Linked DNA regions of Homo sapiens: region 2 is linked to region 1. The links are chromatin loops, found by intact Hi-C in ENCODE. Cell type or tissue: ovary. All regions are shown on one strand. Links, peaks and the distances in the headings refer to the core of each region. The heading gives the core; the rest is flanking DNA. Region 1 overlaps NCOR2 (nuclear receptor corepressor 2). Region 2 overlaps NCOR2 (nuclear receptor corepressor 2).

Evidence for each region. Hi-C counts contacts between places; a loop is a spot of excess contacts. Peaks named below come from ENCODE experiments on the same cell type or tissue, not always from the same donor. Only the 100,000 strongest peaks of a DNase experiment are listed, where the experiment ranks them.
Region 2: a loop joins it to region 1, with 2.3 times the contacts of the local background. A loop is called at or near these places in 19 of 110 quality-filtered maps.

Annotation. Positions count from the first base shown.
Region 1 is chr12:124,493,110-124,503,072 of GRCh38, reverse strand. It overlaps NCOR2 (nuclear receptor corepressor 2), which reads left to right. Exons shown (of 49, transcript NM_006312.6): 3 at 7,705-7,926. The coding sequence starts at 7,822. Among named protein-coding and RNA genes, the nearest start is that of NCOR2, 70 kb to the left of the region's middle. RefSeq lists enhancers at 6,381-6,510, 6,165-7,123, 7,124-8,083. In ovary, for the core only: no CTCF peak of the experiment used is centred there; no DNase peak of the experiment used is centred there; H3K27ac peaks cover 2,536 bases.
Region 2 is chr12:124,438,536-124,446,535 of GRCh38, reverse strand. All of the region lies in intron 9 of NCOR2 (nuclear receptor corepressor 2), which reads left to right. Among named protein-coding and RNA genes, the nearest start is that of MIR6880, 110 kb to the right of the region's middle. RefSeq lists enhancers at 5,635-6,355, 6,356-7,075, 7,950-8,000. In ovary, for the core only: no CTCF peak of the experiment used is centred there; no DNase peak of the experiment used is centred there; H3K27ac peaks cover 1,810 bases.

The DNA.
Region 1 (9,963 bases), core at 1,964-9,963:
GGATTGAGCTCTTAGTATTTGACCCTCAGCCCCTCCGGCAGAGCCAACGACAGGCTGGGGTTGGGTACCTGGCTCTTCCTTAGGGAGTGGAATGACCTTTCTGCCAAGTGAGGGCCAAGGAGTCTGGCCTCATTCCTGCAGGCCTGCCGCTGTGCATGGGTGGAGGCCCGTTTCTCTAGGGCCCTGACAATCGTGGCTGTCATCATTCAGGGTTACAGGGGCCCTTTTACCTGTGCCCCACACTCAGACACCTGTGCCCAGTGCTCCTCGACACAGGGGCAGCTACAGTGTCCTTTGAACACAGAGACGCCAGAGGCAGACTTGCCACAGGAGACCGCACGTCAGCCTTGTTTAAAGTGCACCAGCTGTGTCCTTCCTAGCTCCCTTGCAGTGAACACCCCAGCTTTCTGGCTATAGCCAGAAAGAGTGACCTCACATGCCTTCGCTCACCCCACTCTCCCCATCCAGGCCTCCCTGCTGTCCTCACACACCAGGCTCGGTCCTGCCTCTGGGCCTTTGCACCTGCTGTGCCTGCTGTGTAGACTCCCTCCTCTCCCCGGCGCCTTTGCATAAAAGGCACCTCTGGTGACGCACCCCTGACTGCCCACTTTCAAAATGTACCCCCATTCCCTGCCTGCCGCCTCCTGGTTCTGTTTTTCTCCATCGTGCTAACACCTTCTGCCATCCTCTTACTCCCGTCTCACCTGCTGGAATGGCAGCTTCACGAGGTGGGGGATTTGGGATCAGTAATTCACTGCTGTATCCCCAGCACCTTTCACACAGTAGGTGCTTAACAAATCGTGGTAGACAGAGTGAGCCACCAGGCCGGGCAGCAGGAGCTCTCTCTTCACCCCCTTCCTCATTGGCTGTGGGGGCCCCTCTGGACTGGGCTGGGCGAGGTGCACCCTTGCCACGTCCCACCGGCTTTCCGCATCTCAGGACTCACTCCAGAGCTGGATTCCTGAGCATCCGTTCTGCGCCAGGAGTCCTGCTGAAGGTGGCCATCAGATACTTGGCCAGTTCCCCAGTTTTTACTGCACGCCAGAAAGTAAACACCCAAGGTGTCAACAGCTCGACCCGTGGAGCTGGCGCTCCGCAGCGTCTTGTGCGCACATCCCAGAACTGCTGTCCCAGAGTTCCCCCCGGGCCGGCTTCTCCTCGGGCCAGACTGGCTGCAGTGGTTTTGTTTAGTAAATATTTATTAGATGCCTACTGTGTGCTGGGCTCTGGGGATACAGCAGTGAACAAAACAAGTATTTCTGGAGCACCTCCTGAAGTAGGTAGTGTTCTCCCTTAAGGTACGTCTGCGTGGAACCTGGGAGTGCGGCCTTGTTTGGAAAGGGTTTTTGCAGATCACATTAGTTAAGATGAGGTCACAACCGGATAGGGGAGGGCCCCAAATCCAATATGACGGGTGCCCTTAGAAGAAGGGGAGACACAGAGACAGGAGATGCAGTGGAAAGGCTGCGTGGAGATAGAGGCAGAGGATGGCACGATGCATCTACAAGCCAGGGAACACCGGGGGTTGCCGGGGCCACCAGAGCTGGAGGAGTGAGGAAGTAGGAAGGGCCTCCCCCAGAGCCCCCAGAGGCCGTGGGGCCCTGATGACAGCTGGATATGGACTCGAGGCCTCCAGAACAGTGAGACAATCCATTTCTGTTGCTTGAAGCCATGCAGTCTGTGGTGGGGCAGCCGAGGGCGCTAATACGCCTCGTGTGTGCCAGGTGCCGTGCCTCTCGGTGGCTGTCACACAATAGGTGCTTATTCCACAGTGAGTGGAACAAATACCTACTGAGCGGTGAGGGAGGCCGTATGTGGCTGAGCTGCAGGGCTCCTGGGGCCTGCCTGTCTTCGCAGGGCCAGGCTGGGACAGTGGAGGCACGGCCTGTGTTCCCGCCGTGGTTCCGCCCACCCCAGGGGGGCTTTGTGCCTTGGGCTTCTCAGAGTATCAGAGGGTTCTGTCGAGTGTGTGTGTGTGTGTGTGTGTGTGTGTGTGTGTGTGTGTGTGTGCGCGCGTGCGCGCGCGCTCGTGCCGTGGGCGCTCTCTGCCTGGCAGGTTGGTTTTTAATCCCGAGGCTCCCCCACCTGCCACAGGTTCTTCCAATGTCAGCACCCATTAGTTCCCAGAACATTTCAGGCACGTGCGGCGCAGAGCCCCGCGTGCCTTTCATCCTCCCCACAGCCCGCGGCTGAGCGCTCCGGGCACATCCTGTAGCTCCCACACCTCCACCAGCCCCCGCCTGCCCCTCACCCTGAGGCTGTAATTCCACCCTCCCCAGGTCTGAACCAGGCCGCTCAAGACACAGAAAATCTATGGAATGTGTCTCGGTGTGGCCTCATCCTGCCGGAGCTGGAGAGGAATGCAGGGGTGGGAGGCCCCATGGAAGCTTCCAGGGCCTCCCGGAAAGGCGCCTCTGCCCGGCCAGGTGGGAAGAGGACACAGGTGTGGTGGTTTCTGGCATCACTGCGTTGCTGGCATGCACCTCCGCTGGGCAGAGTCATTCAGTGTGCACCTACTGTGTGCCAGGCACCAGAAGGGGCTCTGGGTCCAGCAGGAGGCAAGGCGGACAGCCAGTCAGAGCTCACGGCCTGAGCTTTCCGCTGTGGATTTGGAAACCTTACCAAAGCCCGCAGTGGCCGGGAACAGGGAATGTGGCCCACTTGGCTTCTGCTGCTGCCTGGCAGAGTGCAGTGGGGGCGGGGGGCACTTGTGTGTTTGCTACCTCCTGGCAGGCATGGCCCAGGGACAGACCCCTGCAGCCGTGCATGGGGAGCCCCTCCACCTGCCTGCGTGGGATCTGCAGCCCTCCTCCAGCTGGTTCAGGGGCCAGCAGGGGCCCTGGGGCTGTGGTTGGTGGCTTGGATGTGCAGAGGCCTGCTTGGGCCCTTGGTGTCCCCGTTGGGTATCCCGGCCACCTGAGATCTACAAGTCCCTTGACCTCACCCAGGCACCGTCTTGTTCTCCTCGGAGGCCTGACCCTCCTGACTCTGCATGGCTGAGCACCTGCTGTTCCCCAGGCACCTCTCGGTATGCCACAGGCACAGGGTCCTCGCAGCGGGCCTGTGCAGCGGGACTCCTGCAGCGAGCTGTTTCCTCGGCCTGCAGAGTCAGCCTCCCTCCTGACTTTCATCCACCTGCCCATTTCCCCTTCTCTGTCGCTGTTGCCCTGATCCCCCAGTGTCCCCTCTCTTGGACATTTGCAGGAGCCTCCCCAGGTCTCCCTGATCCACTCTTGCTGTCCCCAGTGCCTGCTCGTAAAACACTGACCCTTTACTCTCCCCCGCAACCACCTTCTGTGGCTCCCCACTGCCCTGAGAACAAAATCCATCCTTACCCGGGCCCATGGGGCCCTGAATGACTCTGTCCCCACTTCCCCCCATATTCACTCAATGAATTTCTCAAACATAAACGGCACCTGTGCTCACCCCCAGGCCCTCGCTCACCCCTGGGCCTGTGCTCACCGCCTGGCGGGGGCTCACCCCCAAGCCTGCGCTCACCCCCCACCAGCTGGCGCTCACCTCCCTGCTCTTGCTCAGCGGCGCCTCCAGCTGGAGCACTCTCCATCCCCTCGCCTTCACCCTCTGGAAGTTCTTCTTCCTCGTATCTCCTGGCTCTCCCCAGGGCTGGGCAGAGCCCCTGGCCTGAGACCCTCCAGGGCCTGGACCCCGCTGGGTTCACAAGAAGTCCCCAGCACTAGCCCGGGGCTCAGCAGGGACCACAGTGTGTATGTAAATAAATGAATGCCGCCCACCCTTTCTGACCCCACCGCAGCCAGACGCAGCGGCGACATGGGGCGTTTGTGTCTGAATTCCCCCTCCAGCCCGGATCCATCCTCAGAACCTCCTTTGGCCAGGACCAGATCCTGGAGACCCTGGAGGGGCTCCCTCGTCCTCTCCTGCCCCCATCTTTGAGGAAATGATGTCATCATTTTTTTTGGCATTCACTTCCAAACCTGCTGATGAAAAGTCAAAGCTTATTTTTTTCCCTATTCGCAGTGCTGCACACCCGCCTCCTCTATCAAGTTTCAAAACCTTTGCATCACTGCCCTGTAAAACCCTGTAACCATTAGCAGGCCTCATTCCTGCCTCACCCTGCCCTCCTGGTAGCCACCAGTCTCCTTTCTGCCTCGTGGATGTGCCTGTTCTGGACATTTCATATCCGTGGAGTCAGGCAGTTCGTGGCCTTTTGTGTCTGGCCTCTTTGGTTCAGCATGACATTTTCTGGTTATGTGTGGTGTAGGACACAGCCGTCCTTCGTTCCTCTTTATGGCTGAGTAATACTCCATCGTAGGGATGGACTGGAATTTTTGCTGGGTCTGCCTTTTGGCTGCTGTAAATTCTGTTGCCATGAACATGCATACCGTGTTTTGTTTGAGTCCCTGTTTCCAGTTCTTTTGGGTGGATGCCTGGGAATGGAATTGGTGGGTCATATGGTTATTCTATGTTTAAATTTTTGAGGAACCGCCAAACCGTTTCCCTAACATTTGTTTTTTTTCGAGTTGGCAGGAAACGTGGCTCAGGTCGGGAGGGGTTGGAAACTGGGTTTCCTAAGCTCGTGGTGAGTGAGGGTGGCACGAGGTTACTGGAGTTGTTCCCTGTTCAGGCCCCACCGGCATGTGAGGCGCTGGGTGGGGGGCTGGTGGGGGAACCCCTTGGTAGGTGAGGGGCCGAGGTTCCAGCCCCATGCTCCGGGGTGGGCACTGTGTAAATCCCAGGCAGTGGAAAGCCAGCCAGCCAGCTGCGGGGCACTTTAGGACGGTGTCACCCTCCCTGGTCTCTGGTGCCCGTGTGCACCATGGTAAGCGTGTGCCAGGGGCCTGTCACCCCCAGGCAGCATCTCACTGGGCAAAGGAGGAAAGAAAAGCTGTGGGTAAATGAGACCTCTCGGCCACCTTGTGCAACTCAAAATCCAATAGCAATTTGGAAGTTGCCCGTGGTGCCCTTGAAAGAGGGGCAGACCTCGGGAACAGCACCCTGCAGAAGTGACGGCCTTATCTCCTCCGAGAGACCGGGAACTGTTTAGCACCTAGAGAGAAGGGAATAGAATTTGCTTTGCTGCATGAGATGACCAGGGTCTGCAGACTTTGAGCCGAGCTCTAGCAGGAAGAATTTTAGAACAGGGCTGGGTCCTGGTGGCCACAGCTGTTCTCTCTCCCAGGGCCAGACTCTTGTTTCTGGCTGCAGAACGGATGTCTCATTGCTCTTGGGGCCGGGCAGGGCTAGCTGTGCCTTGCCTCCCCATCATAGCGTCACTGGTGACTGGGCTGCAGCTGCATCATTGACAGTCCTGGTGACAGCAGTATTAGGCATTCTGGTTTGCTGAGCATTTACTGTGTGCTGGGAGCTGCTGAGTGCCTGCTGTCCGCCACCCGGCCTTTCCTGGGGTCCTTGCAGGAGGACTTAGGCAGTCGGAATATGCACAGACGTCTTCATGTGTGTGGGAGTGCGTTTGTGATTCCGATGCCTTCCTATTTATTCCACATAGTACTGGGTTTCTGTATACCTATGCTGATAATAAGCTTCTCTTGTATGTAAAGTTATGCCTAACTGAATGAAAGTGACAGGCCCGGGGCTAGACGGCTGTCGCCTGGGTAATCTCTATAAAAAAGTCCCTACGCGGGGGTGGCACATGAATGTCTGATGTTTAGGGAACACTGTGTGTTTGGAGGTTCAGAGAGGGCAAGTGACTTGCCCAAGGCCACGCAGCTTAGCGATGGTGGAGCGGGACGTGTTCCCATGTTCACGGGAATTGCGCCATACATCCTGTCTCGGGGCTGGGAAAGCCCACGCAGGCAGGACCGAGGTGGTGGTAGATGTGTCAGTCTTGGCTCCGGAATTCCTTGGCTTTTCTGTGTTTGAAGGATGGACAGCAGCCAGTTGAAGGGGTGGCCTCCTCTGTGACTCCTTCTTTCCCTGTGTGAGCCCGAATTCTTGGTGGCATGTGACAGAAACCCAGCTTGGGCTGCCAAAGACAAAACGTGCAGAAGGAGTGCCCTGGCTCCCCTAATGAAGTGAGCAGGCTTCGACCTGCCTCCAGCCACCATCGGACACAACCTGCTCTTACCGCCCTTTCGCCCTGCCTTCCTGCCGGTGGGCGTGGGTCTCAGGCAGGCTCCTGCTGCATGGTGGCCCCCAGAGCTCCAGGCTTTCATTCCCAGCTTAGATCCCCAGCAGAGAGCACCTTTCTCCTGGTTCCAGCAGCAAAAGTCTCAAGGCAGATTCTCATTGACTCCTATTGGGTCACAGGCTCATCCTTGAGACAGTCACTGGCCCAGAAGCATGCAGGACTCTGATTGGCCAGGACCGGGTCACATGACCATCCCTGGCACCTGGGGAGGGAGGGAGGGTCAAGTCTACACTAATGAGAGATGAGGTGGGGCCTGGGAGGCAGTCAGGGCCCCCAACCTTAACCTTCCTCCCAATGCCCCTCCACATTAGGCCTCCAAGGGCTTTCCTGCTTGGAGAAGGACGGTTACCCTCTTCAGGTTGGGGGAGGGGGTGTTCTGATGAAATTGCAGGGCTGGGTATGCTCTGTTTCCCCTCCTGACCCCTGACCTCGTGTGGTGCAGCCTCAGTCCTCCGCCACTGGAGGCCCACATCCAGGCGCTGGGTCCCGGTGCCAGGGTGCATTTCCCTCAGCTCTGGGGGGTGTGTGCAATTGTGGGGGTGCTGGAGAGGGCTTTGCATGAGGCAGGACCTGATGGACACACCTTTTCTGAGGGACTGGTTCAGGGAGAGTGTGGAGGGGGCCTTGGTCTGGGATGGGACCCTGTTGTAAGCCCAGCAGGTGGCGTGGAGCTGTGGCTGGCGGAGGAAGGGGAGAAGCCTTGTTGGGGGTGGGGGGTGCTTAGGGGTTTCCTGGCAAAGGCAGCTTCGGAGTAGGGGTCCCCGTGGCTCCCTTGCTGGGCCGTGTCTTCTCTGTGGGGCTGTTTTTCCATCTGTAAAGCTGCTAGCCCGCTTCGTGTTATTCCTCTGGCGTGGCCACGAGTAGATCCTCTCCCGTGGAAGGCTCCAGTATCTGCCCCAGGAGCCGTTTGGGGTACCTATCCCTAGGCTGCAGGGCCCGACTGGCTGTCATTCTGCCCTTGGCTCTTCCTGGTGTAGCCCTCCATGTCCTAATCCCACCTCCTAGTTTGCATCTGGCTAACCTCATATCAGTCCTGTCCCATGTCATGGTGTCAGCCTCCTGCACAGGGTCATAGCCTTGCCCAGGTCATGCTGTGGCCTGTGGCCCGTGGCCCGCCTGAGCTGGCCCTGGTCCCTGCTGCCCGGGACAGCGGTGTGTGATGTCCCTGCTGCCGGCCGCCCCTCCTGGGACAGGTGCTTTCTGGGAATTCTGCCCTGTGACTTAGAAACCCGGGGGCCATGGAGTGAAGTTGGATGGGCTTAGGGGGGCTGGGAGCCATCTGGGTGGTGGTGAGGGCAGCGCAGAGTCCCTGTGCCTGCCGGGTGAAGGCCTGGGTGGGGAGGAGGCCTCTGGTCCCTTGCGTGGCTTGCATGGCTCGGAGGGACCTTGAATGCCATGCCTGTCTCCTTGTGCTCCCGGAGAACAGGTGAGTGTGGCAGTGGATGGAGGAGGGTCCAGGCAGGCCCCTGGGTGCTCGCGTGTCCTCACGGGACCACAGGAACGACTCGGGGACCTGTGCACGGAGGAGCCAGCTGCCCCGTGGCTGATCTTGTTTTTCTTTTCTTGTTTTCCCGCAGGTGCCAGTGACGGGGTGGCCCGTGAGCTGATGACGAGGACTGGCTTTTAATCCTTGGTGGTGATTAAGAGAAAGCTTATTGGGGCCTGGGAGCAGCTCCCCGCCGACCCCCACCACCATGTCGGGATCCACACAGCCTGTGGCACAGACGTGGAGGGCCACTGAGCCCCGCTACCCGCCCCACAGCCTTTCCTACCCAGTGCAGATCGCCCGGACGCACACGGTAAGGGGGTGCACATGTGTGCGCCTGGGGCTACCTTTGAGACCCTTCTTCCATTCCACTGAGTCTTCACCCCTTCCTTTCTCCTGGGAGCCAGGCTCATGTGGCTCTGAGCCTCCCAGGGCAGAGGGGAGGCCGCCACAGAGACCCCTGGTGTCTGAAGCCTTTTCCAGAATATCTGATAAAATCTCTTTGCTCCCATTTTAAAGCTGGGAAGATGGAGGCTGGGGCCAGGCTGAGCTGGGGCTCTGCCCTCTCTGGACTGGTAGTGGGATTGGCACGCGAATGTGGAGCTCCTGCTGTATTCACTTTCCTGCAGCCTAGCCTCACCTCTGCTCCCCCGCTGCCGCAGTATTGGGTAGGATTGGGGTGGCTTCCAGGGGGCAAGGGGGCCGGATAGGTCACAGCTCCCCTTCCTTCCTGTCCTCCCGTTCCGTGTGTATTCACCTTGGTGCGGCTCGAGGCTCTGAGGTGAGGAGGCCCCACACAGGTTGCGTTTCTGCCTCCCTGACATGAGGGTCCAGGGTGCTGGCTGTGTCTTTGGGGAGCCCGCCCTGTGGCCAGGGCAGATGGCTTGCCCTGGGAGCAGGTGGGCCTCGCTGCCTGCCCACATGTGTGCCCTGGTCGGGTCTCCTAAGCCGCACCCCACCCCACCCCACTTCCCAGCGGGGGCCCCATTTCCTGCCTCTTCTCTCACTGCATGGTGTGGCCAGGACAACGGGCCTTGGTTTCGCTCCTTTGGCATTTATGGGGTGCTTGCTGTATACCATGTCTCTGGGTGTTTGCCAAGCGGCTTTCAGAGTTGTGGGCCTCCCCCTTGTGACCTCCTGGCTGCTGAGTGAGGGGATGTGAGGCCTGGAGGTCACAGCTGGAGTGAAGCTGACCCTGCCGGCCACCGTGGGGGTGCGTGTGTGCGTGTGTGTGTGTGTCTGTCCTGCCTGGCTGGTGTGGTCCCCTCTTGTGAGAACCAGAAAGGAAGCTGTGTGGGAGGACGTTTCCATCAGTGAGCAGAAGGTTTTGCATATAAGCTCACTGGCCCTGCCTGGGGGAGTCCCTGACACAGTGGCCTCCTGTAGGTTGGGCCCCTGGGGCGCTTTGCAGAGTCAGCTGTCCTCAGTGGGTGCGTTGTGGATCCCTCTTAGGACGGCAGTTCCCTGGGCAGAGTCATTGCATTCTCCTGGGCGGCCCTGTGAAAGAGCAGCTCACGCTCTCATCCCACTTCGCAGATGAGGAGACTGAGGCCCAAGAGGTTAAATCACAGGCCTCAGGTGCGATTGCCCTAAGTGGGGAGGCTGCCACAGCATCGGGGCTCCAAGCTTCTGTGTCCCCCCACTCCCCCGTGCCTCTATTTATTGAGCACCTACTGCGTGCCTGGGGCTAAGGAATAGACTCCCAGTGGGAAATGATTTTATATTTTGTCATCATTGTCTTTATCTGTCACCACCACCAACAAAAAGAAGAGCTCTTGTTAACTGAGCACCTACTATGGGTCAAATGTTGTTCAAAGCCCTGAGTGTATATGGTTGTGTGCATTCCCCTGATCACCCCAGAGTGGGACTATCATGCTCTGTATTTTGTCAATGGGAAAATATTTCACAGGGTAGGAAACTGGACAAGTTACGTAACCTCTCTGAGCCTCAGTTTTGTCACCCATAAAGTGGGGGTACTGAGAGTACCTGTCTCCTAGATTCTCACGAGGGGTAAAGGGGATATGCCGAATGTTCTTAAGATGGCGCCTGGCTCAGGGCCAGCCCGCTCTGTCCGTTTGCTGCTGCCGTTCCTTGGTCTTGTTGCTGTACCTGCAGCTGCCCAGAGGGGAACCTGCCTGCCCTGGGGGTGCTGCTGGCTTCTGGTTTCTTGTCCTGTCCTGTGGAGGTTCCCACTCTTCTCAACCGCCCTCACCCGGCTCCTAGCCTTGGGGAGTCCTCAGGCTGCTGTGGCCTCTGCTCTCCCACCCCTCCTGCCCTTTGCCCCAACTGGGCCCTCGGGGTCACTGGCTGACCCTAGACACCTCCCATTCTTCTCCTGCTGGGCCGTCAG
Region 2 (8,000 bases), core at 1-8,000, 55 kb after region 1:
AGGTGCAAAGGCCTTCCTGAGCTGGCAGGGGTCACAGAGAAGGCTGGCATGGCCCAAGGAGGTAGGCAAGGGAGAGGAGGGCACAGGCCAGGTCACGGGGGGCTGGTAAGGAGTTCCGGTTTTATTATCTGTTGGGATAATAATGATGAAGTTTATAATAGTGATGAAGTTTATCCCAGGAAGCAATGTGATCAGACTTTTGTTTTAAAAGTTCACTTTGGTGGCTGCAGGGAGGAAGGACCTGGGGGTAGGGGTGAGAATACCATGGGAAGGCCCCTGCAGGAGCTGCCGAGGTAGGTAGTGAGCACCCTGTCACTGGGAGGTTTGCAAGCTGAGGGTGCATAATGTTCAGGAAATCTGCAGTGCCCAGGAAGCTGCCCTTGGCAGCCTCTGCACCCTGCACTCCTTGCAGGCTCTGATGTTTTGTGACCGCTCATGCTAGACTGCAGAAACTGTCTCGTGTCCAGTGCTGGGACATGGGAAGGGAGGCCCCGTGCAGGCCCCGTCCCACCATGTGGCTGGACACAGGGACCTCAAGTGGGACCGCAGCTCGTCCTGGCTGTTTGACTAGCTGTGTGTCCCTGTGGGAAGTCACTTGCCCTCTAGGGCTCAGTTTCAGACGTGCTCACTAAGGTCAGTGCTCAGCACGTACAGCACATACTACTGGGTTTTTGGTTCTTCTTTCTTTTGTCTACAGAGACCCAGACTCATTCATTCGACAAATATTTACTGAGCATCTACTACACGCCAGGCACTGTTCTGGGCCTCTAGGAGATAGGAGTGAATGAGGCCTGACATTCTAGTAGGGGAGGCTGATAAGAATAAATACATTGTGATAAGTGACTGCCGCCATGGGACAATGAGATGATCCAGCCGGGGTCAGGTGGGGCTCCCAGCTTCCCCTGGAGCAGCCTCCCTGGCGCTCACGGCCTCCTCGCCCCCGCTGCTGTCATTGCTTCTAGGTGGGAGGTCGTTCCCTCCCCAGAGACCTTGCCCCGTCACTTTAATTTCTCTGCGTCTGCATGCTGGGGCCGCGGAGTGAAAGTTAATTTCACGCTTGACTTCCTGCCGCACAGACGATTTCGGACGCGTTGGAGTCGCCCGTAGCCGCCTCCGCCGCCCTCCCACCGCCACCTGCTTCGGGCGCTGCTGGTGTCCCCTGCTGCAGGAGGGAGCGCTCAGACCACCGGGGCGGGGCCGGGGCAGCCGCAGAGGGGCAGGAGATGGGGGCTCCATCGAGGGATGGGCCCCACCCTGGGCAGGATGCTCCAGGAATTCCCGGGAGTCTATGGAGCCCGCGTGGGATGTGGTGAAAGTGCGTGGGACCTGGGGATGAGCGGCAGATGGCGCTCAGGCACATTCTGCCTCTGCCTGCCCGGGGGTTGCCCTGGTTCACCGGCCCCCTCAGGCCTGGAAGCCGGTTTCTTCCGTTGCTCGTTTTTCTCTTTTCGCAGCCTGATTTCTTCCCTCCTGCTGCCTCATTTGGGGGTCGGCTGATGGGAACTGTCAGACCCGGGGCTGTGCAGGCGGAAAGGGGGATCAGTCAGAACCCAGGTTACTCTTAGCAGGTCTCTCTGGTCTTGTTCAGAGACATCAGATGACTCCCCCAGGGTCACACAGACAAATTCCTAGACCAGTCCTAACTGCACATCCAGCCAACTTCCTCTCCTGGGTCTCTACTCCAGGCCCTGCCCCTCCCTACCTGGGTGACCTTAGACAAGTCACATCACATTGTTTGGCACTGTCACAGCTTTTGGTTGGCGCTCAGTGATCAGGAGGTTCAGACCATCACCCCAACCCGCAGTCTCTTCCCAAGGTATCCGGGCCCTGCATATCTGCCTCCCTCTTCCTCTCCCCTGCAGCCGGGGTCAGGCTCTCCCTGAGCACCCCTTCTGCCCTCTCCAGATTCACTATTGCTGCCTCCCTCCCTAGAACCCAGGGCTCTGCTCATTTTCTTCTTCCCACCGCATTCCTCTGCTTCTCTCAGGCCTCAGCTCAAACCTCCCTTCCTCCAGGAAGCCTCCCCTGATTGCCCCCAAGCTTTCCTTTTCCAGTACCCCATAAACCCCAGGACCAGTCCCAGCTAGGGTCCAACCGGACTCCCCTGGAATACTCTCATAATTCCTGCCTCCTTATCCTGCCCTCCTATGTCCTGCTTCTCCTCTCCAGTGCCCTGGCAGATGGCAAGACTAGGTTTCCTTATAGGGTGTGTGTTTTTAAACCCTGACTTCTTTGCACCCCATGAGTGCCTCTACCAGCAAACTCATCACATGCTGCTTACCCCATGCCTCCAGAGCCCTCCTACAGACTGTGGTCCTTATGCTTGCCGGACAGAAGCTCAGCAGAAAAGATTTGTCTGCAGTAAGCTATTTGCATCTTCATTGCCTAAACACTGCTTGGAACAAAATAAACACTTAAAAAAACGTTTGCCAGAGGAATGTTGAACACGTGGGCATCATAAACCAGGAGTCCCCCAGGTGGCTGCCTCCAGGAGCGGGAAGGAAGGTTTGAGTGAGGAGGGCTGGTGTGAGGCAATAGGGAGTAGTAGGGGCTGAGGAACGGGGAGCTGGGCGACCTTTGAAAGGAGCAGCCAAGCCTCAGTTTCCCAGCCTGTGGCCATGAAGGGGTGTGGCCCGATGGCCTGATGTTTTCAAGAGAAGCTTTAGGTTTGGCTTTTTGTGTAACAGCCTCTGGTTTTCAGTGCTGGCAATGAATTTAGGATTTTAGAAAGCACCAGCCGGGTGCGGTGGCTCACACCTGTAATCCCAGCACTTTGGGAGGCTGAGGCAGGCAGATCATGAGGTCAGGAGTTTGAGATCAGCCTGGCCAATATAGTGAAACCCCGTCTCTACTAAAAATACGAAAATTAGCTGGGCGTAGTGGCACGTGCCTATAGCCCCAGTTACTTGGGAGGCTGAGGCAGGACAATCACTTGAACCCGGGAGGCAGAGGTTGCAGTGAGCCGAGATTGCGCCACTGCACTCCAGCCTAGGTGACAGAGCAAGAGACTCCATCTCAAAAAAATAAAAAATAAAAAATAAATAAATAAAGCACCACAGCCCAACACAACACCCTCAGAGGCTGTCTCTGGCCTGTGCACTGTGCAGTTTGCACCCTGCGGACTTGACATGTGTTTGCAGACTTGACGTGTCCTCTTGCGTGGTACGTGGATGTCTCTGGGTGGCAGGCAGTGTCCTTGCTTTGGGAGGAAACCTGGATCAGCCAGGGTGGATTCACACCCTCAGTTGCTGCCCATCGGTGGCAAACAGACGGCTGCATGCACATCACCACCACCCCGAGGCCTCATGCTCACCGAGTCGTTTTCCAGCTGCAGTGACAGCACCGCGGTTTGTGGAAGATCACACGCCGGACTAGCTTCTCAGCGCTGCCTTAACACTCGGCCGTGAACCGGGCAGCTGAAAATGGCAGGAACTTTCTTCTCTCACAGTACTGGAGGCCAGCAGTTGGAAATCAAGGTGCTGCAGGACCACATTCTCTAGAAGGCTCTGGGGGAGGCTGCTTCCTTGCCGGTTCCAGCTCCTGGCGGCTGCCGGCCTCCTTGGCGTTCCTTGGCTGGGAGATGCGTCACTCCCGTCTTTTGTATTCGTGTGGTGTTCTTCCCGTGTCTGTTCGCGTCATCTCCCCTCCGTGTGTGTCTGTCTTTTTGTCCAAATTTCCCCTTTTCATAAGTCATTGGATTAGGGCCCACCCCAGTAACCTCATTCTAACTTGCTTCTCGCTCTAAAGACTCTGTTTCCAAATGAGGTCATGTTTTGAGGTGCTGGGGCTTAGGACTTTACACATATCAGTTTTTTTGTAGTTGGGGTTGGGGGTGACATTCCCACCTGTACTAGGCAGTGTACCACCTGCAAACCCCAAAGTCAATTTTGTATGGTCTTCACCACGGTGTTTCAAAGTGGATTCTATCTCTCTTCTTTTGTGAGAAGGTGGAACTATTTATTTTGAAGTAACTAGATTGTACGTTGTGCAACAGAAGAGTTGCAAATACGCTCCACAGAGTTCCCCCACACACGTCACCTGGCACCCCTCATGTGGACAGCTTATATAACAGCAGAGAAACACTTACCACAACTAGGGCCTGCCATGGTGGCCCACGCCTGTCATCCCAGCACTTTGGGAGGCCAAGGTGGGAGGATCACTTGAGGCTAGGAGTTGGAGACGAGCTGGGCAACAAAGCAAGACCTCATCTCTACCAAAAAATAAATTAGCCAAGTATGGTGGCATGTACCTGTAGTTCCAGCTACTCAGGAGGCTGAGGCAGGAGGATTGCTTGAGCCCAGGAGTTCAAGGATGCAGTGAGCCATGATCGAGCCACTGCACTCCCGCCTGGGAGACAGAGTAAGACCCTGTCTCTAAAAACAAAAATCAAAACAAAACAAAACAAAATACTAAGAAAGAAATAGTGGCACATGACCCTCTGCTAAACTACCAGCTGTCTTTGCATTTTCACCCGTCTCTCCGCCAACGTCTGTTTTCTGGTCCAGGATCTGATTCAGGTTCTCACGTGACATTTGTGCTCGTGTCTCTTTAGTCTCCAGCCCGTGACGGCTTCTCAGCCTTGCCTTGTTTTTCACCACCCCAGCACTTTTGAAGATCACTGGTCATGGCTTTCTTTGACAGGTGTTTCCTCCTGGTAAGACTGGGATGGTGGGTTTTGGGGAAGACCAGAGAGAGGTAAGGGGGCTGCGTGATGCCCACATGATAGGGGGCTCTGCCCTAGGTCTCCGCTGTCGCCTTAGAGTTATCCCTCCTTTGCTCTGTTCTTTACTAGGGAGTCACCAAGTCCCACCCATCTTCCAGGGCAGGGGAGTTAAGCTCCGCCTCCTGGAGGGAGGAATATAGATTTGTGGAGCCACCGCCATGATTCATACATACTTGCGGGGAGATTCTTTGAGACTGTGCAAATTTCCTGTTGCTCCTTAAAATTTTGCCAACCAATTTAGCATTCATCCCCGGATCTTGCCAGCGGTGGTTGGGTTATTACTGCGTTCTAATGACGATTTTCTGTTTCCCTCCTCTCTTGGACATTTATTCATTGGAACTCTAGAAGAAAGATCTGTCCCTTCTCCTCCATGTATTGATGTATTGAATCATTTGTTTGTAATCACATGGACTCGTGGGGATTTGTTTTATTCCTGGGACGCTAATCTAGTCCCAGGGTTATTTCTGTTGTCACTCACATTGTTCCAGCTCTGGCAGCCGGAAACCTTCAGGCTGGGTTCTGTGTCCTTTTGACTTTTGTTTTCTTTTGTTTTTGGCAATTCTTGACTTAAAGTCACTCTGGGCTCTTCTTGCATACTTCCTGGCCGAGCGCTGGAATCAGCCATGGCCCGGGCAGCGCGGTTTCTGGGATTGGAGGATGGTCTTTGCTGAGATATGGGTGCTGCTGTGCTCATGGCGCCTGGGCCTTCACTGCTTCTAGGCCTTCACAGCTGTCTTTTGCATAAAAGACCAAACCCTTTGCCATGTCGAAACTCACAGGACCCTGCAGGACTGGCCCTGCCAGTCTTGCTCACAGCCCCTCCTCCGTCCTCTCTGCCCCTCCCCAGCACTGTCCAGCCACAGGGCCTTCCTCTGTCTGTGCTTCCGATACACAGAGTTTGTTCCTGTCTCCTGCGGTGCCCTCCAGCTGGAGTTCCCTTCCTTCTGGATCTTCCCAGAGCCGGGTCCTTCTGATGACGTAGATCCCAGCTCAAGGCCATCCTCTCTGGGAGATCTTTCTGCACCACGGAATCTAAAATAGCCCCTCACACCCCGTCCCCCAGCACCCACTAGCCCACCATTCCATTTAAGTTCCCAAATCCAGGATTATCTTGGTCATCTTGCTTATTGTCAGTGTCACCTCTGTGAGAGCCCTCAACTGTGTCTTGCTCCCTGCTGTGTCCCCAGCACCTGGAACAGTGCCTGGCACATAGTAGATGCTCAGTAAACAGTTATTGAATAACAGAAGATGAGGCTGCGATGCCATAGATTTCAGATGAGGAAACTGAGGGCTTCTGAGGTGTGCTCAGAGACACCCTGTTATGAGATGAAGGGTGCTGGTCCTAGCCTGTGGGACTGAGGACCCCCATGGCCCACCCTGGCCGGGGGGCGGCGGCCAGACTGATGGAAGGTGGGGAGGCCCTGGCCAAGTCACCACCAGAATGACCCGGGGACTGAGGTGGATTCCAGGCCCTTGAGCCCCATGAGGCTTCACTCGTCCGTCAGAGCCTGGGGTTCCCTCCTTTTCCTGTTTCCAATGGGGCTGGGGTCCCGGGGGCTGGACATAGCGTGGCTCCCAGTCAGTAGCTTTGGAACTTTTGAGGGGGTTTGGACACTGCTGAGAATATGAAAAAGTTGGGGATCCCCTCCCCAGAAAAGCGGGTGCCACTGAATGCCGCGGATTGGGGACAGACAGCAAGTTAAGGTGCACAGCAGGCTCCTGAGGTCGCTGTGGCCCCCCAGGCCCTGGGAGGCCAGCTGCAGCACCCTGCTTTGTGTGTTGGAGACCGTGGGGAGGGGCCTGGGAAGAGAAGAGGACGGTCCTGGGGTCTCGGTGCAGCAGTGGGTGGGGGTGTCTTCCAGCCCTCATGGCGTGGGCTCCAGAACCTCCCGCCTCTACTCTCCAGGGCTCCCTCCCTTTGCCTGTCTCAGGGTCCCTGTCCCCTTTCTTCGGGTCTTGTCTCTTTCCCTCTCCCCACTTCTCTCTCTTTCCCTCTCCTAGTTTCATCTTCCTCTGAGTCTCTGTCCCCTTCCTTTGGATCTTGTCTCTCTGTGACTGCCTCTCTCTCTCTCTCTGATCCTCTCTTTCTCATCTCTCTCACTCCAGTCTCACCTCTCAGTCTCATCTCCTGTCCATCTCCAGGTCTCTGTCCTTTCTTGGATCTCATCTGTCTATCTATCTCCGTCTCTGTGTCTCCCCTTCTCCCAGTCTCTGTCTCTTTCTCACCTCTGTCTCCCTGTCTGTCTCCCTCTCTCTGGGTCCCTGTTTCCCTCTCTGGGTCTCTGTCTCCGTCTCTCTCTCTCTGGGTCTCTGTTTCCCTCTTTCTCTGGGTCTCTGTCTCCCTCTCTCTGGGTCCCTGTTTCCCTCTCTGGGTCTCTGTCTCTCTCTCTCTCTCTCTGGGTCTCTGTCTCCCTCTGTCTCTGGGTCTCTGTCTCCCTCTGTCTCCGGGTCTCTGTCTCCCTCTCTCTCTGGGTCTCTGTCTCTCCCTCTGTCTCTGGGTCTCTGTCTCTCTCTCTCTGGGTCTCTCTCTCCCTCTGTCTCAGGGTCTCCATCTCTCTCTCTCTGGGTCTCTGTCTCCCTCTGTCTCTGGGTCTCTGTCTCCCTCTGTCTCTGGGTCTCCGTCTCTCTCTCTCTGGGTCTCTGTTTCCCTCTCTCTGGGTTTCTGTCTCCCTCTGTCTCTGGGTCTCTGTCTCTGGGTCTCTGTCTCTCCCTCTGTCTCTGGGTCTCTGTTTCTCTCTCTGGGTCTCTGTCTCCCTCTGTCTCAGGGTCTCCATCTCTCTCTCTCTGGGTCTCTGTCTCCCTCTGTCTCAGGGTCTCCATCTCTCTCTCTCTGGGTCTCTGTCTCCCTCTGTCTCTGGGTCTCTCTCTCCCTCTGTCTCTGGGTCTCCGTCTCTCTCTCTCTGGGTCTCTGTCTCCCTCTCTCTGGGTCTCTGTCTTCCTCTGTCTCTGGGTCTCTGTCTCCCTCTGTCTCTGGGTCTCTGTCTCCCTCTCTCTGGGTCTCCGTCTCTCTCTCTCTCTCTCTCTCTCTCTCTCTGTCTCTCTGGGTCTCTGTCTCTCTCTCTCTCTCTGGTTCTCTGTTTCCCTGTCTCTCTGGGTCTCTGTCTCCCTCTCTTTCTGGGTCTCTGTCTCCCTCTCTCTCTCTGAAACTCCCGTCTCCCAGGACGTGCCTCCTTCTCTTGGAGCCTGCAGTGGTGTGTGTAACCTGCTTGGTTGAGACCCCATGGGCCCTGCCCTGAAGTCTGAGACCGCCCCCGCCCGGGGGTTTCCTGAAGTCCAT